6 separate regions of the Mus musculus genome follow, and all the other regions are linked to region 6. Evidence: chromatin loops called from intact Hi-C (ENCODE). Cell type or tissue: heart. All regions are shown on one strand. Links, peaks and the distances in the headings refer to the core of each region. The heading gives the core; the rest is flanking DNA. Region 1 overlaps Gm41582 (a long non-coding RNA gene). Region 2 overlaps Supt3 (SPT3, SAGA and STAGA complex component). Region 3 overlaps Clic5 (chloride intracellular channel 5). Region 4 holds the start of Runx2 (runt related transcription factor 2). Region 5 has its middle 110 kb from the start of Runx2os3. Region 6 has its middle 59 kb from the start of Cdc5l.

Region 1 (5,212 bases), core at 582-4,581, 120 kb after region 6:
AAATTCTGTCAAGTTGATAAGGAAGACACGCCCTCGCAGCGAGCAGATTCAGTTTGAAAAGGCTCCCGGGAAGAACAAGCATGCAGGCCGTTGGAAATGCATTCCAGCATTGAGGTGAGAGGAACTTCTAGAAGGCACAGGATCTGCATGGCTAACTTCATCACCATGTACTACTGGGGAAGGATGTGCAGGGCTGGACTTTGTAAGGTGCACCTGTGAAGTACGTGGCTGAACGTTAGGGGTCACCACCTGCCCTTTACCAGTGAGCCACCCGGCTGTGTGCTGGGGCAGGCACACCCCACGGCTCCTGGGTTGGACCAGAGCTAAAGTTCCAGGAACAGTGAGGGAAACCCATCTTGATCCCCATGGTGGGGACCCATATGTGGGATAGGTGGGCTCTTGAACTCTCAGTACACAGGCTGGGGCAGCATCCAAGGATGAGGGAGACCATGCTCGAAGAATCCTGCACTCTGTTTCCTAGGACTTTCCTTTGCTAGGACTTGGTTCAGCCCAGTACTCACCATAGCTGTAAAGAGCTGAATACTTAGAAAAGAAAACAAAGAAACCGAAAGAAATAATTGTAGTTCAGGGTGGGGGTGGGGGTGGGGGGAGATTGTTTTCAAGATCTCAGTTCAAACTCGGGGTTCAGGACTCTCGCTCACCTAAGCTGGTTCTCTGAGCCTTGTGCAGTGGTCATCAGGATGTCAGCACTGAATGCTTGGCCTGTCTCTTTCTCCTCTGAAACCACCCGAGCAGCTGCTGACTGGAGGACAGAACGGAGGGGCCTTCTCAGAATTCCTGCCCCTCCCTCAACAGACACAACAGTGAACCCTGTGAAAAGCACTTACATTCACGATCTGTTTATAAATTTACTGACATTGATTTATGACCCTTGGTTGGATCCAGTGTTAGTTTCTTCGTGGTATTTCTTTCTTGGGGGGGGGGGGGCGGCGTAAAAAAAAGTGTTAATGTTATGGTTCACGTTCATGTTCTTAATATAGCCACATGCCAGGAGCTACCCGGAAGACATCTGGGAACACAATCAATGACCCACTGGCAGGAATCCAGACTTGATTGATGCTGGGGTCTGCAGCTGGTGTGAAGACTTGATTCTGGTTGGGTCGGAGACAGAGACAGACTAGAAGAATCTACCCATGGCATCTTCAAGTCCAAGGGGATGTCGAGAGAGGCAGGGTTTGGATCCCATCTGCCCGTTTCTGCCGCTTAGGCGCGTGTCTGAGACATACCAGCCTGTTTTTTTTTTTTTTTGTTTGTTTGTTTTTTATTTTTTCATCAAGGCATGGCCATTGCTATTGGGCTGGAGCAGTCATCTTCGTGAGGGTCCTACTGACTGAGACCTGAGACTCTACCACAGTGGGTGCCTGCCACCTGGATGAAGACTGCCACACGCTGGGCATGCCTGTCTTACAGTACTTTCCAAATGCAAACAGAAATGGTTGTCCTCCAGGATTATTAGCCGGTTCCGCCCAAGGTTGAAAATGGAAATACATTCGTTGTAGGCTTCCTTAATAAGAGTGAGGGTTTAGGGTCACCACACAGAGCCCAGACTCTTCCTACCTATGCACACAGGGCATGGGAAGTAAGAACAGGAAGCTCACCCATCCCTCGATCACTCTCCGTGTCCTTACACACACCAAGGAGAAGAGATGCGACTGCTCTCTAACTTAATTACCACCTCCATCATCTGTCTCCTTACATCTGCCGTAGACAGAACAGCTAATATTTATCAAATATCCTCAGTGGTCAGGAACTTGGAGGGACCTACTTCATGGTAAGCCTCTAAAGCAAATATGTTCCCATATCGCAGACAAAGAAACTGAGGCTTGGAGAGGTAAAGGTAGCTTGCCCTTGGCTGCACAGACGATCCAGTAAAGGCAGAATCCTAGCCTGACTTTTATCCAGTCCCTTATGTCTGACCCTCCTGTTTGTCCATTTGTCTGTTATTGATTTATCAGCCATCTATACGTCATCCGTCCATGACTCATATGTTATTGGCCATCCGTCTGTCCTTCCAGCAAAGCCCTACAACTGGCTGGGAACCATCAGAGCTCAGAACACATTACATCCTTAGAGCTGTAAGACAGACAGACAGACAGACAGACAGACAGACAGACAGACAGACAGACAGACAAACTCCACCTTTTCCCCCACAGCCCTTCCTGGATCCAGCTGGAGTCTTCCCGCAGGGACCCCTGTAAACAGCAGGTGGCGCTCGAGTTGGGCGTAAGGCTGGGTCGAATGGAGCCTGATTTCTGAGTGGGCACAACAGCCATTTCAACCATGCCAGTGGGTAACCGTGGCGACCAGCGTGGAGGGGGAGTTTGATGCTTGCTGTAGGTGGCCTTTGGGCGGGATTCAATGTGAGGCCTCCGGTCTCCACACCGTGGCCGCGGATCTCTGCCAGGGCCAACAGGACAAGAAGGGGCGAGGCAGACTCCTGTCCCCGCTTTGCCTCCAGGGTGAACACTGATCCTCGGATGTGGACCCCAGCGGGGAAGACAAAGACTGGTGGTCGGGGCCAGGCCTTCTGTACCTTCAGCTCTCTGGGAGAAGAATGTCTTGTCCAGTTGGTTCCTCCCTATCTCCACCTTCACTGACCAGAGCCATCTGTCTTCCTAGGAGTAATCAACTGTAGGCATCCCACCTGTCCCCAGAAGTCCTTCCAAATACGAGGCATTTCTGTTCTGAATACAGCATCCCCTACGTGGGTCCTCTCAGCCACAAGCCAGACCAGGCTGTGTTGGGCTAACTCAGATCCTAGGACCACCTTGCCGAATCTCATCTCCTTCCCACACAGGGTTGCCCAGGGAAAGAATCCGCCTATTGTCTGAATTCTCTCTGTCTTGGCCTTCCTATTTTCCCTCCATCTCCACACCCTGGCTTAGAGACCAAACCTTCTAGACCCGTAGACAGAAGCCAGCTTCACTCAGAAGGTCACGAATTACTCAACTACGGGAAGGAATGGGGGGTGGGGGAAGCACCAAAAAAAAAAAAATGTCGTTTAAAGTTAATTACTGCCGGTGCTGCTACTAATTGAAACGGCTCAGTTGCTTTCCACGTGTGTACCTGTGTGTGTGCCTGTTTCAAAAGGGATATTGCTCAGTTTCAGCCGAGCTCCATCACAACTTAACGATCTGGAAAATCTCAGTCTAATAAACAAAGTTGGCTTTTAGTTCTACAGGAACAACAAGCCTTACCTGTGTCTGCGCATGCGTGTGGCCCACACGCCTGTGCAAGCACACACTTGTGCACACACAGACACACCAGAGCAAAACCACCAGAGCCTCAGCCCTTCTGCCCTTGCTTTTCCCTTCGTAGCTCAAATTAAAATAGTCTCCGTCTTGAGCTGTCTTTTCCTCTTTTTTTTAAATTAAATTTATTTTTAACAGCAAACTCAAAAAATAAAATAAAATAAACACACCCCTCTGTGCCACTCCTAGGCCAGGTGCAGCCAGGGGCAAATTTTTACAGCTGAATTACACGACCTGAGAGCACAGGGCACATAATGAGGACATTGAGAGACTCCTGTGTCCAGTGCGTGACCGGTGCTGGTGTAATAACATCTCTGGAGACAGCAGTGGCCCCAGCCGCAGCGGGTGGGGCCTGGAGCCCTTACTCAGCAGGAGGACTCCTATATACTTTGGATCTCTTTCCCGAACCTAAACATTATTGCTAAGAAAGGGATAACAGTGTGAGAGCCTATCGCCTGCCAGCTGGGCTCACACATTTCTACGTATGTGAGTTTCCACCCAGGGCTACAGAGAACACGCCAGATCCTACATGGCCTGTTGCGGAAAGACTGCTCAAGCTCTGGAAACGTTTGGTTCTGGAGCGGAGCAGGCATCGTGGTGGGATGGAGGTCGGCCCTCAACAAGCTGAGCTCCATTGCCTAAGAACCCCAGAGGCAGGCGTTGAGAGACTAGTGAGCCCAGTTCCCTTGTAATAGACCACTGTCAACCATCCTGGAAAGCCCCAGTGTTGGGGGACCCAGACCAGAGTCCCCCAACCTCACCTGTCTGTAACCACGTCAGGAGCCTGGAGAAAAGGCCAAGCTGTCTACCCGCAGGGACCATAGCAACTGAGATGGTTCTAGAAGAGAGTCCTTCTTAGAGAATATTTTTGTGGGTAAACTTCACACAGCATGAAATTATCACTATAAATATCAAATGAGTGCTAATATTAATTATTTTATTTGTTAGGGATAGTTTCTAGGGAAAATATTAATAATGGTTATTAGTAATATAGAAATCATTTTATCATATCAATTAGCAATCAAGAAAATGTCCCACAGACATTCACAGGCTCATCTGAAGGTATCCCAAATTGACAGCCGGGATTAGCCGTTACCAATCCAACCCCCAACCCCCACAGCCTGGCTGGCCTTGTCATTCATGGGGCCTTTGAGTGGCACCTGGCTTGCTGGTATGTTTCCTTAGATTCTTCTCTCCCTGCACAAATCACAAGCCCCTTAAGTCATGTGAGTGGTGGGGTGGAGTGGGGGTGGGTCTGTGAGGGTTCCAGATTCTTCGCCTCAGTCCTAGCTGGTGCCATGGCATTCAGTGGGGGCAGCATCTCCGCTGAGTGTTTTCCCTGCGGTTGCTGCTATTGCTGCTACTGTAGCTGCTGCTGCTGCTGCTGCTGCTGCTCCTCCTCCTCCTCCTCCTCTTCCTCCTCCTTTTCCTCCTCTTCCTCCTCCTCTTCCTCCTCTTCCTCCTCTTCCTCCTCTTCCTCCTCCTCTTCCTCCTCTTCCTCCTCTTCCTCCTCTTCCTCCTCCTCTTCCTCCTCTTCCTCTTCCTCCTCTTCCTCCTCCTCTTGCTCCTCTTCCTCCTCCTCTTCCTCCTCCTCCTCCTCTTCCTCCCCCTCCTCCTCTTCCTCTTGCCCCTCCTCATCTTCCTCCTCCACTCCCTTCACCATCTCCATCTCCTTTTAAGACAATATCTTACTATGTAGCCTAGGCAGGCTTGAACTTAAAATTCTTTTGCTTCAGCTTCCCTATTTGGGGATAGAGATGTGCCTAGGTTGATCTCTCTCTCTCTCTCTCTCTCTGTGTGTGTGTGTGTGTGTGCCACAGCATGCAAGTCGAGGTCAGAGGACAACTTGGAGAAGTTGGCTGTCTCCAACTACGTGGGTTCTGGAGATCAAACTTGGGTCAATCGGTGGTGGCAACTGTCTTTACTACTGAGCCATTTTG
Region 2 (5,212 bases), core at 367-4,366, 310 kb after region 6:
CCCTGGTGGGACTTAATTAGTTCTAAAGAAGGCTAATTATCACAGTCCCATGGGTGCTCAGGGGCTCAGGGACAGGCCATGTCCCAACTTTGCACTCCTCTCCCTTTTCTAGAATACCCTCTATAGAAACGCTGGCATTCTGTGATAGAGAGTCTTGCTGTTTAGACACATTAATAGTCATTATTTTAAAGGCAGCTAACACATTTTCAAAAGACACCATACAAATGATGTACTTTAGTGACTCCTTAGCTAGGAACTCAGGTTCCAGCTCTATCACTATCTGTCCTGAGAAAAAGCTTTTGTGACTCCCAGCTTCTTCTGTAAAAAGCGTCACCTTCCTCCTTTCTACCGCCTAACTTACATACTATACTATACTATACTATACTATACTATACTATATACTATAATACTATAATACTATACTATAATAAATATTATAGCAATACTACCTTATTATATTGCAAAGAGCTTCAAAAAATTTAGCTCATTCAATCCAGACAGCTCCACAGAAAGGTACTATATATGCCAATATTTTATACACAAGCAAACTGAAGGTCAGAGATACCATAGCTTGCCCAACGATAACAGCATGTGAGAGGGTTAATCAGAGAATCAGTCAGAAGATTAGTAATGCAAGGCATTGTTGTCATCCTGCTGCTTTGGCTGTGGCAGGACAGGACATCAGAGTGGAACACACATGACCCAACAAGTCTGTGGCCATCTTCACACTGGGACACAAAAAGAGAAGAAGCACAGGCTTCCAGTGACATGAGACCAGAGGGTCCACTACTGCCCAACAGTGCCACTGAGACTGGAGCTTCAATGCACGGCCCTCTGGGGGCATTCTGGATGTAAACTACAGCAGAAGGACCTTTCAGGTCATACAGCCCAAGCTCTAACAACACACAGGAGTTCTCCACAAGCATTGAAGACTGTGAAGTGCAGACATCAAATTAGGTCTTTCTCTTATTCCAAGGTAAAATACAATAGCACCTCTGTCCTATTTTGCTTTTCTCTAAGTAATTTCATGCATCATTGAGTGTGAGTGTGCATGTATGCATGTGTGAAATTCCTCTCAGAAAAAACATTCGGAAAAGACACTTGCAATGTCTACATTTAAACAACAGATTAGAACGCAGAGAGTATCTCAGAGATAGTAGGTAGAGCAGCTAGAAAGATGGCTCCAGCCAGCTGTGTAGGTTCCAAATGAGGGCACAAGGACATCGTGGGACCATCTCATGTACTGCACACATCTATTTAGGTCACAGGGCCAGAGCATCTTTTTCACCTATTTCACATAGTGCTACTTTCATCATTGAGTACATGATTTAAAATGCCATTAGTCTGAAAATCAGAGACTGGCTAAGCCCAAGGCTCAGAGAAGGCAGACTTCCTGGAGTCAGATCTGCAAAGCCTAGCTGTGATGATTCACCCCAAAGTCTTACTAAAGAACTAGCTGAAGGTCAAGCAGATTAGGGAACGGGCCTGGCTAGACAGAGAATTGCAGGCCTCCTTTCTATGGCGAGCTCATATACTCAGTAGCTTTGGGAAGAGCTGGGTTTAACCTCAACTCTTTCAGCAGAGTCTCAGGTTTATTTGTCAAAGTGGATTAAAAGAAAGAAAAGTCTGAATTGCTCTACAGTACATTAGTCATCCTATAGAAATGCAATGTTAGAAAAATGTTCAGTTAACACTGGGTGTGAACAAAAAGCAAACTATGCTTAGGACTCCATGGCTGTGGTCCCTGGTTAAACAGAAATTCTTTGTAAAATGACTGGTTAGTGTAACGATAAAGTCTGACACCCAGCATCTGTAGCCATGGAGAAAGGAGAAAGCTGTAGGCAGTGTTTTCGGGGCTGTTCTGGTATATACCGGGATACCATGTAAGCAAAATCATGAAACACTATCATGAAGATAAATGTCAACCTTGTGGTTCCCTTTGCACAATCTCCAGGCCCAGGAACCCCGTTTCCAACCTCAGCACCCAGCAGTAAAGAGTCAGCCTTCGACTCTGTGTGGTGAGCCTGGCATAGCTCCTCTTCAAACCCCTCACTCACTGCATGCCTTTGACAGGCTTTTCTGTGGGCTCCCTCCCAGCTCCCTCGCTATGGAGCAGTCTTCTGTTACTCTTGCCTTAGCAGTCACTGTCCATCCCACTTCACTTTCCTGGATTGCTTCTTTTGGGTTAAGCTAGCTTCCACCCAATGGGAACACATCCTCAGTTCCTGTGCAGAACTGAGGCCAGCAGACAAGGCACAGAACTTGTCAGCCATATAACTGAGCCACTTTAGGGGGAGTTGTCCACCTTAAGGAACACATGGCTTCATATTATGGTGAACTCAATGCCAGAACTGCCCAGCCAAGATGGTCCCAAGTTCTCGGCTCCCAGAAAGCATGAGACAATAAACAATCATTCTGTGTTAACAGACTAAGTTCTGGGATATCTTACTACAGATGAAATCAACACAATACACAGACTTGTAACAGCCAACCACAAGAGCTTGCTTACTGTGATTCTCCTACAATTAGCCAGCTATCAGGTTTCAGGTTTTACAGACTAGACTACCACCGCTAACATTCAGAGATGACAAAAGCTAACAGTCACATCACTGTACTCTGAGTTGCTGACCTCTTGCTGTACTGGCAGTATTATTTTGGGAGGTGATGTCTTTCAAGATGATCACATACACAACACGACGACTGTTGTTTGAAGAATGCTGATGTCACTGGCTTATAAAACCCATGATTTGCTTAAAAAAGATAATGTATATTTATTTATATTTCCTCAACAAAGTTATTAAAAAGAAAGCTTGTCCACTTTTGAAGGAAAGTTTGATGTGGCTATGAAGAAACTGGGTAGAGGGGGTGGTCTAAAACAAGGAAGATTTGACAGAGCAGCAAGAAAACAAATGTCTTTGCCAAAATCCATTTCAGTGACTTTCTGAAGAAGGGAATCTTAATAATTTTCCATATGTGTAAAGGGCTTATTTTCAACCAGTACAAAAATACAGAAAGATTTTTAGAAAGATCTTTTTTTCCCCCCAGAAAGCGCTTCGTACTGGGCACTGGATCTCAGTTACACACAGAAAAGAAACAGTCCATATGAATTCACGGAGCTTGTCTGTGTGCCAAAAGCTTGCTATTTCACACTGGTATATGAGGAAAGTATTTAAGAAGACTGCCAACTGTGTAGTCCTGCTTCCTAAATTAGACCCATTCCATGAAAAAGGAACCTTCCCTTTACATCTCACAGTCTTCACTGCAGGCCAACTCTGAGTCTAGGTCTCTGCACACGACTGGGGAAGGGTCAGTTTACACAGCGCTTGATACACTGTACGTGCAAGACTTCAAACCAGCTGAGGTAAAGATTTCAGAAAATCATCAAGATTCTTGGTAGACACAACTACCCTCTGGCTCAGCCTTACCGTGATCTGATACTTTCTTTAAAATAATAAAAAGGGACCGAATTGGGGTGTGTGTGTGTGTGTGTGTGTGTGTGTGTGTGTGTGTGTGTGTGTATGTATTCTGGGTCCCTGTGGAAGCTGGAAGAGAGTGTGGATCTTCTGGAGATTATGTGTAATAATGAGCAGCATCTATACCCAAGTTCTCTGGAAGTTTTGCAAGTGTTCCTAACTGCTAAGTTATCTCTCTTATCTGTTTAAAAATTCTGAAGCATGGTAATGAAAATATTAAATGGCAATCCTTTCCCTCATTCTTGAACATTTATTTTCTTATTTCTAGCCACGAAGAAAAGTAATATATGATTGATTGCAAGCCCATTAAAATTTCCATGATATTCTTTATATAACAGAAAAACAAAACAACCCAACCCCAAACCAATGCTAAACGCACAGAAGGCTCCAAACAACTAAAGCAAATGGCCGTGCTAGAGGCTCACGGAAGTTCTACTTCAGAGCCACACTAACACAAGCAGTATGGTGCTGGCACAAGAAACATTCACCCCAAAGAAAATGAACTGTGGACTGAGAAACCCAAACAACAATGGCTACTTGATTCTTGACAAAGGTATCAAACACAGTGTAAAGGAAAAAAAAAAAAAGACCATTTCTTTAGCAAATGGGGCAGAAAAACTGAATACTAAAACTGATTTTAAAAAATGGGTAGAAGGACTACATACCAACCTCCCACTTTGCACCAAACAAACAAACAAACAAACAAACACTAAAAACTCAAACTGGATCATACACCTTAGTGCAAGACCTGCAACTTTGAAAATACTAGAGGAAAAGAGGAAGACATACAACAAGATACAGACACAGGCAAGGGTTTCTGAGAAGTTCTCCATAGCTCAGGAGAGGGAGAGGGGTGACAAATGAGATCACAGATTAAAAAGCATCACAACTAAAGGGCCCAACTGGAGTGAAGAACGAGGCAACCAGAGTGAAGAGAGAGCATACGGGGAGCTAGCCTTTGTCAGGTACAAGTTATTAATAGCCAAACTATACAAAGAACTAACAGTAAATGGTCAAGCAAATTGGACAGTTCCCAAAAGAAGACATATAAATGGCCAATAGATATATGAAGAATATTCAATAGCCTTAGTCATTAGGAAATGCAAACTGATAATACATGGAGATATTATCCTCTTACCCAGTCAGAGGGCTACCATGTGGAAAATTGCCAACAACAAATGATGGGGAGGATATGGGGGACAAGGGATTCTGACACACTATTGATAGGTCCAACCACTATGGAAGGCACACACTGATGTGCATACACATGGCTACAAACCACTCAATGGTTTATTTTTTCTTTCACTTTTAAGATGATGAAAAAAATGATATATACTCCGTAGGAACCATCATTGAAACTGAATTTTGGTCTTTTCTTGGTCTGGTTTGCATATGGTACAACGTCATCTCATACTCCATGGCATGGCTGCAAGCTTAAATGATCAATTTACCTATAATTTTACAAGTTATAGTGATGGTTCATTCATTTTCTCTTACTTTTTTACTTACTTGAGGGCTAAGCAGGTCACAGATGTTGGGTTTTTCACATTGCAGATAAGCAGAGACTCACAGACTTATACTTAAAACCTAGACATGGGCTGGGGAGAAGGCTCACCTGATAAAATACTTGCCTTGCAAACATGGTGATCTGAATTTGATTCCAAGAAACCACATAAGAAGGTAGGTATGGTGGTGTGTGCTTGTAATCTCTACAGTGGAGAGGTAGAGACAGATCCCTG
Region 3 (5,212 bases), core at 742-4,741, 1.1 Mb after region 6:
ATCTGAGACATTTGATCTCAGGACTCAAACTCTCCCATTCTGCAGACCACTGTGAGAGCCAAGGGCTATTCCACTGGGTACCTATGTGTTCTATCACCAGCTAGAGACTGCCTGTACATCTCTAGCTCCTTGCCAAGGAAACATTATTTCCTCATACCCTACCTTCCGACAAATCTGAGGACACATTTGCACTCTGCTTTTAACTGTTGGGTTTCAGTAGACTCTCAATGCTTCCAGTCATCCAGAATGGTCTAGAAGTGGTCAGTTAGTTTGGAGCCTGGTAGAGTCCTCCCCATACTTTCCGAACAACAGAGGCCTTGCCTGTGCTGGGGCCAATGCTGTGTAAGGAAAAGTGAAAACTCGGCTTGGATTTTCTCTGTGAAGGAAGAAATATGGAGACACCGTGAAGTACTACTGGAGAACTGGCTAAAATGTCTACTTCTCATCAGAGCGCATGTGGGTATAAAAGAAAGAGGCACTTAAGCCGAATGTGGTTTGAGGGAGACTCAAGTGGGAGTCTCTACCCATCGTACTGCTGGAAACACAAGAGAAATGATTCCACACCTTGCTGACATCTGAGAGTTAAAAACATAAATGAGGCCGGGTGATGGAGATTTAAAAAATATCCAATAAGAAGAATTTGACATCCCTTCTCTGTCACCTTTTGGAGGAAGCTATTTTTTTCTTGTGTCCTGCGATTACATAGGAGGCGACGTAGAACAGCTGAATTGTTCTGACCCAAACATCCAGGGGACTCGGAGCTGCCGCTGGAACAGTGCACGCCCAGGAAGAACAGAGGGTAAGGGGATGGAGAGGAGGCTGGCACGTGACATAGTAGTACTGTCACATTGAGGAAGCCAGAGACGCTGTAAGGAGGTCTTTTAGGAGGTTCATCTTTGTGGTTGCCAGTGTGGTCCCTCCCTGCCTCCAGTGAAGCCTCACCTAAGGTTTGTAGTCACTGTACAGGGTTAGGGACTCAGCCTTAGTCAAGTTATCTGAGTAAGGGGTCAAATGGGAAACAGGTAGACTGTGGGGTTCAGCCGCCCACAGGAGAACACCCAACGGGTAAAGTGAGAGGTCTCCGATGACTTCTCTGACTCACAAAGCATGAGGTCCTCAGAGCCACTGGGTCAGGGCTGGAACAGGATTTTAGAAGAGAGGAAAGGGCTTATCTGGAGGGGTGGTAGCTTCCTTTGTTGAATCTGGGCCTCTGGCTATGTTCACACATCATCAGGGTCCACAAAGGACAGAGAACCAGAACCTGGGTCAGGGGTGTCAGAACCAAGGCAGAACCTGGGTCAGGGGTGTCAGAACCAAGCACCAGGCTGCCTTTGGGGGTCCAATGCAACAGGTGACAACCTTCCATGACATGTCTGTCACTCACGAATAACTTGCCTTGAATTCTGCTGTTAGCAATGCCTGTTTCCTGGCTGCTGTCGGAGCAACTTCTGCAGGGTCTGAAGCGGAGTAAGGACCTAGCAGAAGATCTAACTTAGGATCATTATTACTGGAGGTCAACTCAAGGCAGACGGTTGGGTGTGGGAAGGAAAGTTTCGAACACTAGAACTATCCTGGGCACAAGGGGGATCCTGGGGGATATTGGAGGATGACTCATGCATTCAGAGTCGAACCTACCATTGTCTGGAATCATCCCTAAGGCCTTATTTTCTCCTGTCAGTGTTCAACATTCTTGGTCTGATCCCTTGGAGAATTTGAGCCCACAACTACCATCAGACCAATACCCCTGGGCAAGCTCCATTGGCCAGCAAAGTGTGTCTCAACAAGTCAAACCCAGCTCTGGGAGAGCCAGGAACTCATCTATGGAAAGCAATGCCCCAGTCTCCATTTCCAGACAGTGGCTTAAATTCAAATGTCGAGAAGACAAACTGAAGCAAGATGCCATGGCCCTCACCCCAGGTCCCTGCCATGCCTGGGAGGGATCAAAAGGCTAATAGGGAATCTGCAGTTCCTCCTGCCATGGTGGGAACTCTTTGCTCTGGAAAGAAATTCTTCCCTGGATGAAGGATAAAATGATCCCCTTAAGTATTTAGGATGCTGGACACTATGGGTCCCCTCCCCAAAGTCACAGAGTGAACAGAACCCTCTCGGATATGTCCCCAAGGAAACAGGGGACTTTCCTTTAAGGAAAACACATTCTCTATGAAGCCAATTCTCTGAGCTTTATAGAGGAATCAGTGCTTTGAAGAGAAGATCTTTTTCATCTAGCTCCACAGGCCAGCTTATTATTAGCAGACATTTATGTGGACAGTACCCAACAGCACAAACACACTTTGTATTTAAATGACACAGTCTTTGGTGATTGTTTTACTGTGTTTAAATCATGGTTGTGGTGAGGAATTTGGGGCAATTTCAGCATGCTGCTCATACAATACATTTTTGGAGGATGATATTGACGATATAGACAAGTTCCAGGTGCAGATATTTTTGTAAATCTCCTCAAAGCCACAGTACATTCGAAGAGAAAAAAAAATGTCACTTTTACTTCTTCAAATTAAGGGCTCCATACAACCTGTACCATGCAAGCCTCACACATGTTTATTTATTAGTGGTGGAAGAAGCAGGATTGGGGAGGGAGGGAGGGAGGGAGGGAGGGAGGGAGGGAGGGAAGGAGGGAGGGAGGGAGAAAGGGGGGAAAGGGAGAAGGAGGGAGGGGAGGGAGAGCGAGAGCGAGACTGAGAGAGAGAGCGAGAGAGAGCGAGAGAGAGCGAGAGCGAGAGAGAGAGAGAGAGAGAGAGAGAGAGAGAGAGAGAGAGAGAGAGAGAGAGAGACTATGTTCCTGATTAGTGGCCAGCACTGACTTCAGCCATGGGGCGGTGGCGCCACCTTCTGGCCTTAAGCAGAGAGACTACCTTCCTTTTCAGTAGGAACGTGTGTGTGTGTGTGTGTGTGTGTGTGTGTGTGTGTGTGTGTGTTTCCTATTAGGCTGCCAAGAAAGTCATAAATGGCTGTAAAACTCAGTCATATTAAAGAAGGAATGACATAACTGCTGACTGAGGCAGCTGATGCCGCCAGTGTCGTGCACAAGGCTGACTGAGTCGGGGAGAAATCTAGGAGATGTTTACAGTTACTTTACAAACGGTGAATTTTAAGTGTGAGGACAGTTTAGGTTATCATGGATGTTCAAACTTAAGGGGTGAGCTGCCCAGAGAGACGCTCATTATATTGGTTATCTGTTCCTGCATCAACCTGGGTCTTGCTCACCTGTCTTTCTCACCACGAGCACTTATACCAAGGGATTCCATTCCCTATGGCTTGCTTCATCCTCCAATGGCGACATCTTTTGCATGAGAGACCTTGGCAGATGTTGAAACAGCCACCGCCCCTCCACTGCCCTTGTCTGGTTTGGGTAATTCGATGAATACACTATATGTTCTTTCTCAGTTGCCTATGTTCAGTGTCTAGTGTGTATGACGTTTGGTACTTCCTGGTTCCTCATAGATGATGAAGTCTGGGTTCGTGGTGAAGCTGGGCCTGCAATGTTTCTGTCAATGTTGGGAGTCTTCCTCAGTCAGTCATTTCTCACCTTCCTTTTTAAGGACAGTGTCTCTCACTGAATCCAAAGCTTAGCCATTTGACTACACTAGCTAGACAGCAAGCCCCAGCATCTTCCTCCTTAGCGGTGAAATGACACATTTTTTAAAAATGTGGGTGCTGGGAATCCAAGCTTGGGTCTTCATGTCCACCCAGCAAGCACTTTTCCCACGGAGCATCTCCCTCAGTCCTCATTGAGTGGTTTCCTTTTTCTTTCTTTGTTTCTTTCTTTATTCAAGACAGGGTTTCTCTGTGTAGTCCTGGCTGTCCTAGAACTCACTCTGTAGACCAGGCTGGCCTGGAACTCAGAAATCCACCTGCCTCTGCCTCCCGAGCGCTGGAATTAAAGGTGTGGGCCACCATCACCTGCCTGATCTGTTCTTTATAACTCTTTAGCCACAGTCTGGCCACAGTGAGCCTTCCTCGTGCTCACCACAAGATAGGGCAGCCTTGATAGATACTGCCACAACATTTCTCAGGTGCACTCAGACTACACCCAGCCTCCCCGCCCCGCCTTGCTTGGAGTAATTTCCTTATGCTTCACCTGCTCCTGTAATTTGAGGAGCATCTACCCATGCGTGTTGCATGACTCTTACAACAGGAGACTGCGCCTTCTGACGTTTGAACTGAGAACGCAACAAATTCTGAGCATGATATCCTACTTCTGTCTCCTAAAGTCTGGCAAACTTCACTAACCCAAAAGTACATGGAAACGACGTATCTTTGTGGCTGGGTCAGAGAGTTCACCATCGGGGGACGATGGGACAACCAACTTAACTTGAAAAGGGATTACATGCACAGACTCCCTCTTCTCTTCTTTGTTACTGATAAAAAATTCCCATATATTGCCCCTCCCTAGGATAGCAGAGTGCCCTGCTAAAAAGACCCATCTTCCCAGACTGCCACCTTTTCAGGTAGCTCTGGTTAATGAGACACAAGTAGCGAGTAAGCTCCAGGCTTCTGGAGAAGACAATGCCAGAAACTCAGATGCAGTATAGAGTGACTTTTTGAGAGATGAAGATATAAGACACACACTGGGGCCTGGAGAGATGGCTCCATGGATATAAGCACTAGGGCCTGAGTTCAAATCCCCAACATATACCTCATCTCAGCACAGCACAGAGGTGGGGGTGGAGCAAAGATGGGTATATTCTGGAAGTCCAGGGCTAGCTAGCCACTCTGTCTGAAAGGGCAAACTTCTAGTTCTGTGAGCAATTGTCTCAAGGTAACAAGGTGTAGTGAGAAGGGAAGACATCAGACATGCTACTCCAGCTTTGTGTGTGTGCAAGGATGCCATACCTGCACATTCACATACTCCTACCATAGAACATGCATAAAGAAAGGCAAACACACATGTGTATGTATCCACACATGTGCACGCATACACAGAGCCGCAGACTAGTGATGGAGAACCAGGAACTCCGAGGACCTGAGTCCACTGTTTCTTTAAGCTGTCACGTCAGCCTGAGACATGCTGTTCTTTCAAGTACTTGTCATATGAGAAAAGCAAACTCCTGCTAAGACGTGCTAATAAACATTATGGAGAACACCCAGGACAGGGCATGGTGAACAGTAACACGCTTCGGAGGTCTGGCTGAGTCAAAGAGGAGAAACATTTGCTTTAGCTCCTGTAGTCAGGTTTCTATTACACAAAGGAAAA
Region 4 (5,212 bases), core at 502-4,501, 640 kb after region 6:
TTAAAGTAGCACCCTTAGGAGACAGCTCAGTAACTCGCTCCACCTGTAATGTATATCGGGAGTGAGCGCTAGGGACACAGAGGCCACCAGCTACGAGGAAGTCGGGTGGGAGATGTGGGCGCCACAGGTAGTGGCATAGAGGAGCGGGCAGTGGAAGAAGAGGGAGACTGAGTGGCTCAGGGAGGTGACTCAAGTCTGAGGGAGGACTGGTGGAAGAATCCGGAAAGAGAGCAAGAGACAAGGAAAGACCGACATGGGACGTGGGCGGCGGCGGCGGCGGCGGGGGGGGGGGGGGTTTGCATAGTTGTAAGTGGTGCAAGCAGAAAGGGGAGGCAGAAGCAGTGACTCAAAGGGGGAGGGCACAGGAGTGCTCCCCAGTATCATCCCTAGCCTGTGAGAGAGCAAGCAGTCACACTCAACTCTGTCCACTCCTCAACCCCCAGAGCGCCTCTCAGGCACAGGAGCACGGGTCCCCAGACCATCTGAGCACAGCGATCCACTTTTTGTATTTTCTAGTCTCGAGTTGCAAAGAGGCGCAAACAACCTCTTTTGCGCGCTCCGGGTACCTTTTCTGGGCCCTGCTGGGCGCGCGGGGAGGGAAGGTCAGAGAGTGGCAACTGCGCTAGGGAGGGTCATGACAGGTCCCTTGCTGAATTTGGAAGGCATTTGCACCCCAGCAGTAAAAGCCCCAAATTAATGGCTACGTGAAGAGCTTTAAATAAGACGGATGGTGAGAAATGTTACCCAGCTAGCCCTCTTCTTTAGTCCTCCTAGGGGACGACTCCCAATTTTTCATTGATTTCACCAAATCACAGTTGCGTCAACTACCTTGTTACGAATCGCCGGGGATTTTGGTAAAATGATTCTATTTGGAAGCGTTGGAAGTTTTAAAATAATAGGTTAGGCAAGACATATAACAGAACATCACGCTGAGAGGTGAGCCAGCCCGATATTGCTTCTGCCTGGTTCTTGGGGTGTATCAGCCTCCGGCGGATTTCCCGGCTTCTGTGGGCGCCGCCGCACGTTGTTTGATTTGTTTTGAAGGCTCAGAATTTGAGGCTGGTCGGAGACACCCACGTGCTTCTGATTCCCATCAGTATAATGATCGCCTCAGTTTGAGTCGTGTCTATATAAACCACAAAAACCTAATCATTAGAAATCCCAGCCTCCAAAAACCACATTTTAGGTAAAAAAACAAACAAAAAAAAAAAAAACAAACAAAAAAAAAACAAAACTGCTGCCGCTCCCCGCACTCCTTCATCTCTCAACCACAATCTTTTGGGGATTCCAAAATCGCCTCCCCCCATAACGCCGGGAAACAAAAACATAAATAAATAATTACTGAACTTTTTTTTAAACTTTTTATTTTTAACCCCCCAAAGTGGGGAGTGGCTAGAAAGACAGTTAGACACTAGACTTAGTCTGAGACGAAGACTACACTTAATAAAAGATTGGGAAATGAATGGATAACCGCTGTGTATTCCCCCTTTCCCAGCAAGCATTTTATCAACTTACAACTTATTTTAATTACCAAGCTGTCATTTTTTAGTTCTTTTTATTAAAAAAGCAACCCATCCTTATTCTCCAATAATGACAAGAAGGAATATATAAGAAAAGTGTCCAGACATCCGTTAGAGTTTCTAAAACTATTTTGACAAACACTCCTGTCACCCATTTTGGTGTCACCTAAGGGGGGGCACTCCCGAAGCCTGTAAAAACCTGCCCCCCGCCCCAACCAATGTGGGGTGGGGTTGGGGGCAGGGTGAAGAGTGCTCAGAAGTCAACGTGGAGACTTGAGAATTTCCCTTCCTCCTCTCCTGAAGTTAACAACGAAAAATTAACGCCAGTCGGAGCAGCCTGAGGCTCTCCCGCTTCTCAGCTTTAGCGTCGTCAGACCGAGAAGTGGTTCCCGGTCCTGAGGGTGAAGTGGGGAGCCGAGGACGCAGGCGGCGATGTCCTAGGCGGGGACCTCCTCCCTACAGCTTCGGGCGCCGAGCGAGCGCAGCGGCGCTTCTAGCGGCCGGCGGGCGGCGGCAGCGGCTGCGATCCGCAGGCTCCAGATCTGTCGCCCCGAGATCCGCTCTCCCCCCGCCCCCACTTACCTCCCGGCACCTTGAAACGCGAGGGGGGCCCGGGGCACTTTGCAAAGAGCAGGAGAGACGAGGCTGCGAGCTAGACGGCGGCGAAGGAGAGGGCGAGAGGAGAAGCCGGGGAAAGGAAGGACTCGGCGGCCGGAGGACTCGGAGCGCGCTGCCGGCGCGGGGAGCGCGCAGCGGCCTCGGAGGAGGAGGCGGAGGAGGCGGCGCGGGCAAGCGACGGCGCCGCGAGCTGGGCAGCCGCGCTCTGCTTGGCGGTGGCGGACAGCGAGGAGCCACACGCACCGCCGAGATGGACTGCTGAACCTGCGGGGCTCCACTACCGTACTGGAACCCGGAGCGGGGCGCCAGCGCACCCAGGACACGGTGCCCCAAGGGGCCCCTACTGCAAGCTGTTAACTTCAAGTCCCTTGCGGCGGCTGGGCCAAACACGCCCCCGCGTCCCGCTCGTTGCAGCCACCGCCAGGGACTCCCAAGCCTCCCGGTGGAGATCCGCGCCTCTCGGGTGTCCCCACCCGCTACCCCGACTCTGTCCGGTCTCCAGTCGCCGGCCCCCAGCAGACTCCGCCCGGCACACGGCTTCCTCGAACTTGATTTCTCACCTCCTCTGTCCCGTCACCTCCATCCTCTTTCCGCCCCCGTCTCGCCTCCACCCCCTCGATTTCCTCCTCCTCGCCCCCCATTTCCACCCTCCTCCCCCTCCCCCGGCCACTTCGCTAACTTGTGGCTGTTGTGATGCGTATTCCTGTAGATCCGAGCACCAGCCGGCGCTTCAGCCCCCCCTCCAGCAGCCTGCAGCCCGGCAAGATGAGCGACGTGAGCCCGGTGGTGGCTGCGCAGCAGCAGCAACAGCAGCAGCAGCAGCAGCAACAGCAGCAGCAACAACAGCAACAGCAACAACAGCAGCAGCAGCAGCAGCAGCAGGAGGCGGCCGCAGCAGCAGCGGCGGCAGCGGCGGCGGCAGCAGCGGCGGCGGCCGCAGTGCCCCGATTGAGGCCGCCGCACGACAACCGCACCATGGTGGAGATCATCGCGGACCACCCGGCCGAACTGGTCCGCACCGACAGTCCCAACTTCCTGTGCTCCGTGCTGCCCTCGCACTGGCGGTGCAACAAGACCCTGCCCGTGGCCTTCAAGGTAAGAGACTGGTCACCCCCAGATCCTGGCCCGGCCCCATGGAACCTTCCCGCCGTGGTCTCGGTGCCCATGGGTGTCCTCCAAGACTCCAGCCTTGGTGGCTCCACTCAGGGGACCGAGGTGGCTCTGATCTACATACCCCGCAGCGGCCACCGCGAGCAGATCCCCCTTCTCACCTGTGCGCCCACTACCATGTAAGCCTAGGTTCCCTTGCTTCTTCATCCTTCAGTCTTCCAGGCGCGGTTCTTGCCTCTTTCCCTGCTGTGAGACTCCTGGGCCCCCAGACGCCCCGAGGCGCCCACTGTGAGCTGCAAGCTTCCTCCCGCCCCCTTCTCCCGGGGTCTCCTCACTCCACACGGGCATCCCGGCCTCTCCTCTCCGGGATTCTGTGCGCTCCTTCCCGCTTTCCCCTTTGCAGACGCAGGCCTCTACCCCGAACTAGGTGTCCCTTTCCCGGATTGGTTGCCGTTTGGCACTCCCGGCTGCTCCCCGGCTTGGCCCGGTTGCCTGCAGGGTGCCAGCACCGGAGGGCGCTTGCGCCTGGGGCGAGATGAGGTGCCAATCGAGGAGCGTAGGTTGAGAGTGCTCAGTAAACTTGGGGATGGACGCGGGAGAGCGGGGACAGACGGGACATTCGCGCCCTCCTCGGCCGGCACTGGTTCCCGTTACTTGGAGGAAGGCGGGGCCGCCGGGGTTTCGGCTTCTATCAGGGCCAGGCAGGAGCAGGGAGTTGCGGGGGGTTCGGGGCTCTGCGCCCCCGAGTGCGGGAGTGATGAGCGTCGGGGAAGGGGAGCAAGGCTTAGGCTGCTTCCCCCCCCCCCCTCATTTTGCCTGGGAGGAAAAGGGAATCCTGTGGAGCAACTTCGGTTGGTCAGAATAAACAGAGGTGAAAACTTTATTTGCCTTGAAAGAGCCAGAACTCCCAGATGTCCCTTCTGCTTGGGGAAATCGATGGGTGATGGGTGGCTCCTGCCGGAGGCCTGGGCTCCAAGGTGCGTCCCCGTGGCCTCCTCTTCCAAGTCCCGTTAGCTTGCCAGCACCGATAGCGGTAGGAGTCACGCACAGCTGACAGCAGGTTGAAAGTGTGCGGGTCCCCAGGCCCTGGCCATATCTATGATGCAGTCTGGGGTTTGGTGGTGGTGCGGAGCACCCCTCCCACCCCCCATCCCCGGAAGAGACTTGGCTGGATGGGTGGCTGTCCATTCTCCTGGTCCAGACGCTAGGGATCAGTTGGGGGAGCCAGCGAGAGAGATGCATCCAGTTTTAGTGGGCGAGTCTGGGACCCGGCTCTCTGTTGAACAGGTTAAGAATGGTCTTGAAAAAAAGGGAGAGAGAGGAAAGAAAGAAAGAAAGAAAAAAAAAGGCGGAATTGTGCCAGTTCCTTCATCTCGGACTCTGGTGCCAAACTCCCACGGGCCCCTGCATTTCCCAGTTGTTGATCACCCGGTACCCCACGCAGCAATTCAGATTCCATGTGTGGGTGGAGCAGCAAGAGGGGCCCAGGTCAATTAGAGCAGTTATCTCTTTAGGTCTCCTATCTGAACAGAAATCTGAATGGATTGTTTTGGAAGGGGGGTGCGTGGCCCTGTAGTGGCCAGTTTCCTTTTGTAGTTGGATCAAGCAGTGGTCCTAAACAAACACACGTGTTTTTCCTTTTTGAGAGCATCCATTTTGGCGATTGTTTTCTTCCTTGTGGTGTGAAAAGGTCAGATATAGGGGAAATTGTAGAAAATGATATTTCCATTGAGAGCTATCTTTTACAATGTTTATCAGCCAAGGGCCCAGAATTTTCTAAGTACCCTCAGCGAGGGTAGACATTATTCTAACAATAAAAAACAAAACTTTTTCCAAACCTGGATGAAAACAGGGGAAAATACAAATAAGTAGATATTTTGTATAATGCAAGGGCATACATTAAGGTGTAAAAAAATAACTTTATTAATTCAATGTCTAGTGTTCTGTGCACCCTTCTGGTGCTG
Region 5 (5,212 bases), core at 477-4,476, 920 kb after region 6:
TGTATTTTTTCCCATCTGCTGCAGGAGGATGCAGGCTGCATGGTGAAGACGGTTGAACAATGCACTGATCTATGGGTCAATGGAATGCCATTAAAATTATTTTATTGTTATGATTTTTGTCTAGAACAGTAGTAATTAATTTTACTCTAGGTCCATAGGCTGTCTAGTCTCTGGTACTTGGTCACCCAAGCAGTGTCACATATGGGTTCCATCTCATGGGGTGGGCCTTAAGTCAAATAAGTTATTGGTTGGCAACTCCTATAAGCTTTGTGCCACCATTGTCCTGGCTTTCTTGCAGGCAGAACAGCATTGTAGATCAAAGCATTTGTGGTTGAGTTGGTGTTTACGTTTCTATTTGGTAGCTTGCAGAATAGCGTTCTGTACCAAAGACACTAGACTGTAGGTGTGATGTTAGCCTGATTTCTTATATCACTCATGCACCAAGAATGTCACCACCCACAGTGGGCTGGGCTCCCGCACATCAATCATTAATTGGGAGAATAATCTATGGACGTGCATGTGTGGAGATCTAGGTAGAAGAATGTTCTGAATTGAAGTTCTTTCCAGATAACTCTAGTTTGTATCAAGTTGACAAAAACCTACCCAGGACACCTTGATACCACAAAAGTCAGAAGGAACTGTAGCACAATTTCATTGGCAAGACCATGATGTCAGGTGACACCTCCTGAGTGCCTATCATACTAGGGGCCACAACACTTAGTACTTTTACCCAGCTTAGGCCAATGAAATTCCAATGAATTTCTAAAAGTAGCATGATGGTCCATGTTGATTTTCAAACTGACAGCATTAAAAATCACCAAGGAAATGCAGGCATATCTGTGAGAGGCTTTCCAGATTGGGAAATTGGGATGGGAAGATCCACTGGGCATATGAGTGGCACCATTTGTTGGAAGGTCTGGGGCCCCAAGCTGAATAAAAAGGAGACGTGAGCTGAGTATCAGCGTTCAGTTCTTTCTGCTGATGTTTCACACACTCAAATGTAACATTAGAATGTAACATAACGACACTATGTTACAGGTGCCTCAAGCTCTGGTTGCCATGACTCCCCCACCCCACCCCTGCCATGATGGACTGTGTTCCCTTGAACTGGGAAGCCAAATCAAATCTTCCCTTAAGTTGCTTTGGTAAGGTTTGGTTTTTTTTGTTTTTTTGTTTTTGTTTTTGTTTTTGTTTTTGCCACAGCAATAAGAAGAGTGCCTAATACCACTCATCCTTGTATTCTAGAGAAGATGGATCGAGGTGAGCTGTCTCTGCTTATTTCAGTTGAAGCTGGGATTTAAGCCAGTTTGCCCTCAAAGCCGGGATGCTTCTCTTTCTGCCCCCTGGATCTCATAATGAACACTATGACTATTTGTTCCTCAATACTTCGTGGCTGTGTTCTCCAAAAACTACTAAGCTTTAGAAAATATTTTGAAAATCCCCACCAAGGTAGACTGAAGCAACTATACCACACTTTGCTTGAGAATTTCCCCCATGACGGGGATGAGCCCCTTCTCACCAACATCCAGCTCATGAGCTCTTGGCTTGCTTTGAGACCACAGAGCAGGGCAGGTGCCTCTGGTTCCCATGGAAGCTGTGACTTCAGAGGCCTCTCTTCTCAGCCCTTCTCCATCCTCTCCTCTCTGCCCAGGAGAAAGGCTGGCCCTGGGGGATGCTGAGAAACTAGATGCAGGCTTGCCTTTTAAATCAGGAGTCCTTACATCTTCAAAAGGACATTACAAGATAAATAGCGTGTCCATGGCTTCTTATTGAGATGTTGTAAAGGACTCACCCTCTCGTCTTCTTTTTCTTCGAGGATGCAGGGGTGGAGGTGGGTGGGGGTGGGTGGGGGCGGAGGTGAGGGTGGGGGGACTTTCTCTGGGTTTCTCCCTCTAATGCTACACTCTCCTTCAATAGGAAACAGGAAGGGAGAAATCACAGAAGTCGGAAATTCTAATGCACTTTTTCTCTTGTGTCAAAGGCTGAGCAAGCCCCAGTCACTCTCAGAAGATGGTGAGAGATTACAGACCCAGGTGCCAATCTGTATTTGAAGAGAAAGATTTTAAACATCACTGTCAACATGAAAAAGAAAAAAGAAAAAAGAAAAAAGAAAAAAAAAAAAAAAAAGGAAAGGGTGAGGGTGTTGGGCCAGGAAAGCAGAACTCTACTTTTCGTTCTTTTGCAGATGATCTCAGTCCTTGATGTCTAGGAAGGGAGAGGACTGGGGAGGGGCAGGGAAGGGGAAACCTCCTCTGGGTTAAGGAGTCTTTTAAAACTGTTGATCTTGCCAGGTTCCAACTTCCGACAGCAGCTAAAATAGTGTTGTCATTTGCAAGCGGGAAGGGACAATTCCTCAGGTTAAATGCACAGGAAGATCGCAAGGGGCTTTCCTGTACCTGTGCAGGGGCTTGGAGCTGCAACCCAACGAATCACGATGAGTGGAGGGTGCATTTGGGGGTCCTGAAAGGATGAAAAGACACATTTCCTCCCCTCAGAGTCTGCACACTCCCAGTGACTAGCTCAAAGAAAGCTGCCTCTGTGCAACATCCCCCTCTGCTGGATTCTTGTGTGGAACACAGCACCCTATAGCCCCGCTGCTGCCCGGAGAAGCTCAGCTGAGCCTGTCTGTTCATTTACACTCACCTGGGGTTGGCCAAGCTGATATCCCTTGCCAGACCCACTATAGCTTTGCCTGCGATGAACTGTTCTTCATCACTCTACCTAGGAAAGATAAGACACATTTCCCAGTGCTATGTGGGTGCTGGGTAGCATCGAGAGTTAGAACTTCAAAGGACGAGGAGTCTCTCAGAGAGGGAGAGCTGCTCCCTGAAGGCACACAGCTGTGAAGAAAAGAAGCTGGGCAGGGACCTCCTTCTTCTGCCTCTCTCTTTAGAACTCTCTCTTGCGACAGAGGAATTCATAAATGTTCATGGTAGATGAGTTTAGAGCTTTTGGTCGTGGAAATCACAGGACCATGTAGGGACAGGTGGTCCTTCTATCAGGCTCTCGTCCTCTGGCTGTGCATATCAGGGAGGAGGTGATATGGCTTTGATTTCATTGTGGAAACGGAATCAGAGTTGGTCTGGTCTGGAGTCCTCAATAATTCACAGACCATAGGTCAAGTGACATGAGAATACCTCTATATCCTGATCAGTCCTATGGCCTGAAACCTCTATAAAAGTGGCTGTGTCCACAGTGGTCTGTCCAGTAGAGTTTTCTGCAATGAGAAAGTGCCCCTTACCTGTGCTGACCAGCCCACAGCCTCATTAGCCACATGTTATTAACTGGCTCTTGAGGCAGGGATGGTATGTCAGGGGAAGTAGATTGAGTTTTATTTAACTTTAATATAAGTATAATTTCAATTTTGCTTAAATTTAAAGAGCCATATGTGTTTTATGGTAACTGAGGAAGGACAGAGTGACAGGGAAAGTTATAGGGACATAGGAACAAAAGAGAATACATCTCTGCCCAGCTGAGAATCAAGAATTCCAACACAGTTAACATTTGCTTCAGGCCTTTCACTCTTCTCAGCTGAAATTCTGCTATTCTCTAGGAATCTCACTAGAATCAATCTGTCTCTGTCCCTGTCCCTGCCTGTCTCTGTCACTCTGTCTCTGTCACTCTGTCTCTTCCTCTCTCCCTCTCCCCCGCCCCCCTCTGTCTCTTTGGTTCTTTTCGAGGCAGGATTTCTCTGTGTAGCATTGGCTGTCATGAAACTTCCTCTGTAGACCAGGCTAGCCTCAAATTCATAGAGATCCACCTGCCTCTGCCTCCCAAGCGCTGAGATCAGAGGTGTGTACTACCAGGGCCTAGTTACTAGAACCTCTCTTTACAGTTAGTTATACATCTCAACCCCCTTGTGCAACATAGTGGCTCCTGGCTTCATTTTATCAAATTGTCACGCCATCCAAGGCATTTCTAGGGTCTCTTTACCTCTCGTTCATCAAAGAAAGCAAGAAAATAAAATGGGGGGGGAGCCTTTTGAGATATAATGAGAACTTCCAATATGATGTATATGACTAATGCTAAGGCACTCACGCTGGGGCTTTTCCTTGAGAAGGCTACACCCACGCTTTCTAGTGCATCTTTACTTCTCAAGTGCCTTGCTTCCTTTTAACGCCCGTCTTTAAAAATCTCTGTTAAAAATGTCTTAATAAACCCAACTCTGCTTTGTGGGACAATGGACTGTACCAGGAAACTTAGTAAGGTTGAGTGGGTCTGAGACCCTAGCACCCAAGTGCCCACCTGAAACAGTAGGTGCTCCCTACCAAATACCTATCCTGAAACACATGATTCCCCACATAGTCAGGTAGCCCAGAACAGAGTTCTCCATGCTAATGAGGTATCTAGAGGCTCTGAGGGTTTAGCCAATGAGCTTCCCTTCCCAGACATTCCTTCCTGCAAAAGGTATTTAATCTCTGGTCCACCCTGAGAAGGTGGTATGCATCCATTTTCCATGGTGACCAAGCAATAAACAGTTTGAAGCCAAGGACTGTCTCTTTCATCAAGAACCACCGTGGAGAACATGGAGAAGGCCTTCCACTACCAAGCTGCACCATCTAAGCCTCCTGCAGAAGGCCCCTCTGTTCTCCCAGACAACCACTGCCAAGCTAAGGATAACCACCCATGAGCTAAGCCAGAGTTCCCATTCACCCGGCACCGGCCTCATTGTAGTCCTCAGGCCAAGGGCCCCCAAGTCTTTTACCAAGGAGTTTGGGAGCCCCTGGGTCTCCCACATCCTAGGCTGCATTTTTCATCCCCTGAGTGGTGTCTTGGCCCTTTGCTTGAGCTCAGCACCCCAACAGCAGAGGCGCAGGGTAAATGCAGTCTAGCGTCTCCCTGTTTCACCTCTGCAGCAGCACATTCACATCCCAGTGGTGGGGAGGGATGCAGACCCACACTGCTTCATACTTGCTCACCCAGAACTTCTTTGCTGGAACAAAGTCAAGGGTCTTGTTTGACTTGTGTCAAAGTCTCTAATGTGTTAACAGATCTCTGAAGGTTCCTTTGGGTAGAGCTGAACCTCCCATCCTGATGCCCACAGACAATGAGCTGTGGGGCATCACAGTCCATCACTGACCGAATGAGGCTCCCCACTATTCCATACTATTTCAGAATCAGCAGGACATTGAGGAGACCCCAGAATAGAGAATGTGGTCATGGAGCAGCAAGCAAAATCCTGGGCTGGGGTTTTGTGCCAGAATAGTCCTGT
Region 6 (5,212 bases), core at 863-4,862:
GGAGGGTCTGTTTGACAAGTAGGGCCTTCTCCAGGCAAGCACCCCTTCTGGCCTGGGGGTTGGCCCTGGCCCTGGAGCCCACCCGGCAGCCAGTCCACTGGCGCTGGCTGCTGTGGGTGGTGGAGGAAGGGCTCGCTGGTCCCACTGCCTTTCTGTGGCTTGAACAGGAAAGAGACAAAGGTTCCATTTTAGGGCTGAGGAAAAGCATTTGAGGTATTTCCATGGGAAGTGGCAGCCAACAAAAGCTGTGCTGGGTGGTGTTCTAGTTAATTGCAGGAAGGCAGGCAGGCCTCTAGGATATTACCTTTCTCGACTGGAAAGTGTTTCTTTGAAAAACGTTTTGGTTTAGCCTAGGCCTCCTAAGTTTTAGCAGATCTGCTAGTTCATAACTATGAAGAGAGTCACCAAGTTGGTCCTCAGGGGCTGGGAGGGAGGGAGGTGGAGGCAGCATAGGGCTTGAACAAACCACCCAGACGACAGCTCTCTGCTAAATGATGGCTGCAAAACACTGGATTAGATTTCTCAACCCATGGAAAGTCCTAAAGGGGGCTGTTCCCTGGGGGGCCTGCCTCCCCCAAACGGAAACAGAACCTGCGCCACTGAAGGAAACCTCTCCTGCCCCTGCGATCGGGAGAGGGCAGGAAATGAAGCCAGCGCTCTTCTTAAGCTGTTTCCACCCCCCCCTTTTTAATAATGAAAAAAAAAATTAAAAGAAGAAGAAGAAGAAGAAGAAGCATTTACAAAGTTATGAATTCCAGGGTGTTGGGTTCGACATGTTGCTTTCCCGGGTGACTGACAGAATGTCTGCCATTCGAAGCTCTGGTCCACCAGAGTGAATGAGGCCAGCTCCCCAGGGAAACCTCACCTAACTTACACCTCAGGTTTCCTTGCCTAGGAAGGGATCAGTTTGCTGTGATCACAAATCCTGACCATGTCTTCTATGCCTACGTGAAGTGTGTGTATGCACGCATGTGTGCGCGCGTGTTTACATGCATGTGGTGAAGACCGGAGGTCACATCAGGTATCTTCTATGGCTCTCCCCTTTACTGTTTCAAGGCAAGGTTTCTCACTGAACCCGGTGCTGATTCAGCTAGACTGGGGAGTGGGGCGGCGGGAACAAGCCCCAGAGATCTGCCTCCCCACCTCCCCAGTGCCGGGATCACGTGTCCACCACGTGCTCAGCTTTTTAACATAGGTTCTGGAGACTGAACTCAGGTCCTTATGTTTGCCCGACAGATACTTTGAGCATCTCCCTTGTGCCTTCAGGTTTTTTTTTTTTTTTATGCTGGGGATGGAACCTAAGCCCTTTACTTGCTAGGTAAGTGCTCTGTCATTTAGCTATCCCACTGGTTCTGAGGCAGGGCTTCTTGAAGGAGGTGAGAACAAGCATTCAGACCACCGAGCACTGCATGGGGCTCTTCCCACAGGACTGCTCCCCAAACAGAACACTGCTGTTGGCGAGGGTGGATTTCCATCTGACTGATAGACACGTGGACACAGAAGTCTATGAATAAAAACCCAGTGCATTCCCTTCTCCTGGCGTCCCATGATCCCCAACCTCCAATGTGAACACTGTCACAGTTGAGCTCCGTGGGGTCCGCCCCAAGAGTCCTCGAATCACCACTGCCTGGGCTGCCCTAGTTCCTGCTCCTGTTTCTGGGCCCTGAGGCTGGCTCCTTCGCTGCTTGGCCTGTGTTGGTGGGAAATGTTACTGGGACATTCATTCCTCTTTCTGGCTCCTGCTGGACCAGCTGCTAGCCATAGCCCTCTGCTGGGGTCTCTTCCTGTTAGTGACCCTCCTACACAGCCCTCTTCCCTTTCTCTTTCAGGGCTAGAGATGGTTGGGGGCTCTGGGTGCTTTGTCTTCCCTGGCTAGCTTCCTTCCCTTCAGTCTTATGAAGAAACAATTTATTAAACTCTCCTTAAGCCATCCCAGAAGATTTTTCAGTTCTTGGACTAGGAAGACATATTTTGTAAAATGAAAAATGGTGTTAGATATCTATGTAGACTCTATCTATCTATCATTTTTCAATCATCTTCTCTATCTACCTATCTATTATCTATCTATCTATCTATCTATCTATCTATCATTTTTCAATCATCTCTATCTACCTATCTATTATCTATCTAGATATCTATCTATCATCTATTTATCAAATTATCTATCTATCCATTTCTGTCTATCTATCCATTTCTATCTATCCATTCATTTTTATCTATCCCTATCTATCTTTCTCTCTTTCTCTTTCTTTCTTTCTTTCTTTCTTTCTTTCTTTCTTTCTTCCTTTCTTATCTATCTATCATCTAGTGTGTTTGTGTGTGTGTGTGTGTGTGTGTGCGTGCCTATGACAAGGTCAGAGGACAACTTTCAGGAGTCAGTTCTCTCTCTCCTCTCATTTTCAGTGACTGAACTCGGGTCAGCAGGCTGAGTGGCCAGCACCCTCTGCCACTAAGCCATTTCTCTTGCCTCATCTGCTGTTTTTTAGGACCATGGAGAATATCAGGATTACTTGTCATCAGCGAGCCTAATGACATCTATTTAAATTTGTGTTCAGTGTCTGTTCTAATGGTATTTTCGAACCTTCTGGAATGCTTGCTGTGAGCCCGTGTCCCCTCCACTTTTTTTTTTATTATTATTATATCTAAGTACACTACAGCTGTCTTCAGATACACCAGAAGAGGGTGTCAGATCTCATTATGGATGGTTGTGTGCCACCATGTGGTTGGTGGGATTTGAACTCGGGACCTTCAGAAGCGCAGTCCGTGCTCTTAACCACTGAGCCATCTCTCCAGCCCCCTCCACTCTCTTAATCTCACTTCCAGCCTCCCCTGCACAACTGCACACCGGTGTAGCCGCTGGCCTTGGGAACTGACAGCCACGGGCGACAAGGAAGCCTCACTATAGAGTGGGCTCTGCTGTGAGCCTATAATATGAACAGCTGGCTTTCAGGGAGGCAACCAATGTCCTCCAGGCACATCCCATTATGTCTATGAGCTGCAAAAATACTGACTTATGGAGGGAGAAAAACCCTATCCGACTGAAGCAGAGAAAAATCACAGTTTTAAGAGAGCCTTTGCATGATATTTTGTGGGATCCGTTCTTGGGGCTTTGTGTGTTCCCTGAAAAAAACAAAACATGGAGAAGGCTCTCACTGGTCTGGAGCAGTGGCCACATGTCTGAGGGTAGAGAGACATGGCTGTCCGATGGTCCCCTCTCCTCCTTCAGCTCCCTCAGGGCTTCCACACTTATAGCCAGCAGGGGTCGCTGCTGCCCAAGACACGGTGCCCAGGCTGCGGGGGACCATGGCGCCCAGAAGGCAGGCCACTCCAAATATATTGGGAGATTTTTCTTTCCAGCAGGTTAGAAACCTGCCCACTCTGCACTTCTGTCTAAGAGAATGAGCGAGCCCCATTTCTTCTTCTCCCCAAGACCCCATAGAGGTCCGCGGGGCTGTGTCCTCACACAGCGTGTGCAGCTGGGAGGTCTCCCAGCACCATGTCTGCCAGGTCAAGCGGTCTGGGCATCAACAACTTTCAGTCCCTCTCCTGTAAGTTAGACTGGTGGTAGCCTTGCCAGCCACACTGGTCAGGAGAAACTGGGGGCGGGAGAGGGGCGGAGGTGTCAGAGAGCTGCTAAGCAAGTTGTCTAACACAGATGGGGAAGGAAAGAGGATCCATTTTGGATCCAGGACACTGTGTGTACTTGGACTGACACTCAGATACCGAAGTCCAAAATGAAGACTCATCAGGCCCTACACTCTGTAAAATCAGCCCTGGGCACTTGGTGAGATGCCTAGACTGAGTGTTGTGTCCTGTGGCTTGTTGACACACACATCCCTCCAGTTTGTTGTTCCCTGATTTAAGAACGATGACACGTCACTTCAATCAGGACAAGTGACACATTTATTAAGATGGCTAGTCAGAGTGCCAGCTCTTCTCCTGTGTCCATGTGCTCTGGGTGTGGCCACTGTTGCTTTCGTAGGTGAGAATTAATTCTTTACAGAAAAAAATGCCCTCTCTGGATGGGCATGGCTCTTGTGGCCCAAGTCTGCACAGGAGCCATGCTTGCCCTGATCTCCTTAGTTTGACACATGGATGCAGTGGCACAATGGCACAGGGCGCTCCTGCTGACAGTTGCCTGTTTCTATAAAGGACCTTTGGAGAGGACTGGTCAGGAAGGAGAGTGAGCTGAAGAGATATCTCTGACTTGGAGATATCTCCTTGGCTGGTTCCTCTGCACAGAGCTGTCAGCACCACCTGGGAGCACCCAGACATCTTACTCAGGAGAACAAGGACAGGGAAAGTCCCGGGGGGGGGGGAGGGCGTGTTGAGGGGATATATACACCCATGCACAAGTGTATCTAACCCTTGAGGCTGATGGAGAGTAGGAAGGTGATGCAGACTACAGGGGACAGGGAAGTGTAGCCAAGAGAGGCCTGGCTTTGAGCTTCAGGGCCAGGCCAGAATGAGCCAGGACACCCAGAGGTTGGGGAGGAGAGGGAGAAGAGCGAAGTCGCTGAGGAGTCCAGGTGAGGAGGTAACTCCTTCCTCTCACAGGTGTTCCTGGAGGTTTATTCCCATGCCACACCAACGATCTTTCTGGAAACTTCCATCAGCAGCTCTGAGCTGTCTTCTGCCTGTTGTTCCAGCTCCTGTTTAGAGTCGTGGGAACTAAAGAGAAAGTCACAGCTCCTCTGTGCATGCGCCGAGAGAGGACGCCTTGGGACAGAGGACCATGCCCAGAAAGGCTGGGAAGGAACAAGCCCCCTCAGTGGATGAGGGTGGCCCGGGAGGATGTGGGCCTTACACGGGGTCTTTATAGCTCTGCTATGTGTTCACATTGGCTCTGACCGGGGCCTGGGCCAAGCTCCCCATCCCTTAGCCCTCCCCCCACCTGCAGGAGGGCACAGCAGCCCCCAACCGGGGACTTTGGGTGCAGATCACTGGTTTTCTTCCACCTGGTGGCTGTTGTCTTCTCAAAGGCCAAATTCTGCCTTTTACTCATGCGCCAGGGTGGGGACCCTGTTTTCTTTTCCTCTCAAGTTCCCGCTTCTTTCAGAAGGTGCTGAGAAGGCTGAGAAGGGCCAATCAGGCAGGGAGGGCAGTGTGAGGACTGTCCCGGGAGGTCATCCTGCACTGGGCTGTCCCAACAAGAGCTTGAACTCAACCGAACCATGACCCCGAATTGGAAAGCACTGCTCCAACTCACCAA

Evidence for each region. A loop is a pair of places that touch in the nucleus more often than their neighbours do. Peaks named below come from ENCODE experiments on the same cell type or tissue, not always from the same donor. Only the 100,000 strongest peaks of a DNase experiment are listed, where the experiment ranks them.
Region 1: a loop joins it to region 6, with 2.4 times the contacts of the local background. A loop is called at or near these places in 9 of 42 quality-filtered maps.
Region 2: a loop joins it to region 6, with 2.6 times the contacts of the local background. A loop is called at or near these places in 8 of 42 quality-filtered maps.
Region 3: it touches region 6 in a loop (10-fold over the local background); 27 of 42 quality-filtered maps call a loop at or near these places.
Region 4: a loop joins it to region 6, with 2.2 times the contacts of the local background. A loop is called at or near these places in 16 of 42 quality-filtered maps.
Region 5: it touches region 6 in a loop (11-fold over the local background); 18 of 42 quality-filtered maps call a loop at or near these places.

What each region holds. Positions count from the first base shown.
Region 1 is chr17:45,248,664-45,253,875 of GRCm38, reverse strand. It overlaps Gm41582 (a long non-coding RNA gene), which reads left to right. Exons shown (of 3, transcript XR_876811.1): 2 at 1-114; 3 at 1,002-1,246. Among named protein-coding and RNA genes, the nearest start is that of Gm41582, 12 kb to the left of the region's middle. In heart, for the core only: a CTCF peak has its summit at 2,220 (motif pointing right); no DNase peak of the experiment used is centred there; H3K4me3 peaks cover 409 bases; H3K27ac peaks cover 435 bases; H3K27me3 peaks cover 488 bases.
Region 2 is chr17:45,061,900-45,067,111 of GRCm38, reverse strand. All of the region lies in intron 11 of Supt3 (SPT3, SAGA and STAGA complex component), which reads right to left. Among named protein-coding and RNA genes, the nearest start is that of Gm35097, 83 kb to the left of the region's middle. In heart, for the core only: no CTCF peak of the experiment used is centred there; no DNase peak of the experiment used is centred there.
Region 3 is chr17:44,259,625-44,264,836 of GRCm38, reverse strand. The region is part of intron 4 of Clic5 (chloride intracellular channel 5); the gene reads right to left. Among named protein-coding and RNA genes, the nearest start is that of Clic5, 74 kb to the right of the region's middle. In heart, for the core only: a CTCF peak has its summit at 2,831 (motif pointing left); a DNase peak (open chromatin) is centred at 2,860; H3K4me3 peaks cover 310 bases; H3K27me3 peaks cover 661 bases.
Region 4 is chr17:44,733,254-44,738,465 of GRCm38, reverse strand. Runx2 (runt related transcription factor 2) reads left to right here and starts at 1,818. Exons shown (of 7, transcript NM_001145920.2): 1 at 1,818-3,233. The coding sequence starts at 2,832. RefSeq lists a cis regulatory region at 919-927 and a promoter at 1-2,063. In heart, for the core only: a CTCF peak has its summit at 2,018; DNase peaks (open chromatin) are centred at 2,125, 2,705, 3,235 and 3,765; H3K4me3 peaks cover 3,625 bases; H3K27ac peaks cover 2,144 bases; H3K27me3 peaks cover 2,171 bases.
Region 5 is chr17:44,453,201-44,458,412 of GRCm38, reverse strand. No RefSeq gene overlaps it. Among named protein-coding and RNA genes, the nearest start is that of Runx2os3, 110 kb to the left of the region's middle. In heart, for the core only: a CTCF peak has its summit at 2,552; no DNase peak of the experiment used is centred there; H3K27me3 peaks cover 1,850 bases.
Region 6 is chr17:45,372,455-45,377,666 of GRCm38, reverse strand. No RefSeq gene overlaps it. Among named protein-coding and RNA genes, the nearest start is that of Cdc5l, 59 kb to the left of the region's middle. In heart, for the core only: a CTCF peak has its summit at 3,252 (motif pointing right); a DNase peak (open chromatin) is centred at 3,246; H3K27ac peaks cover 651 bases; H3K27me3 peaks cover 261 bases.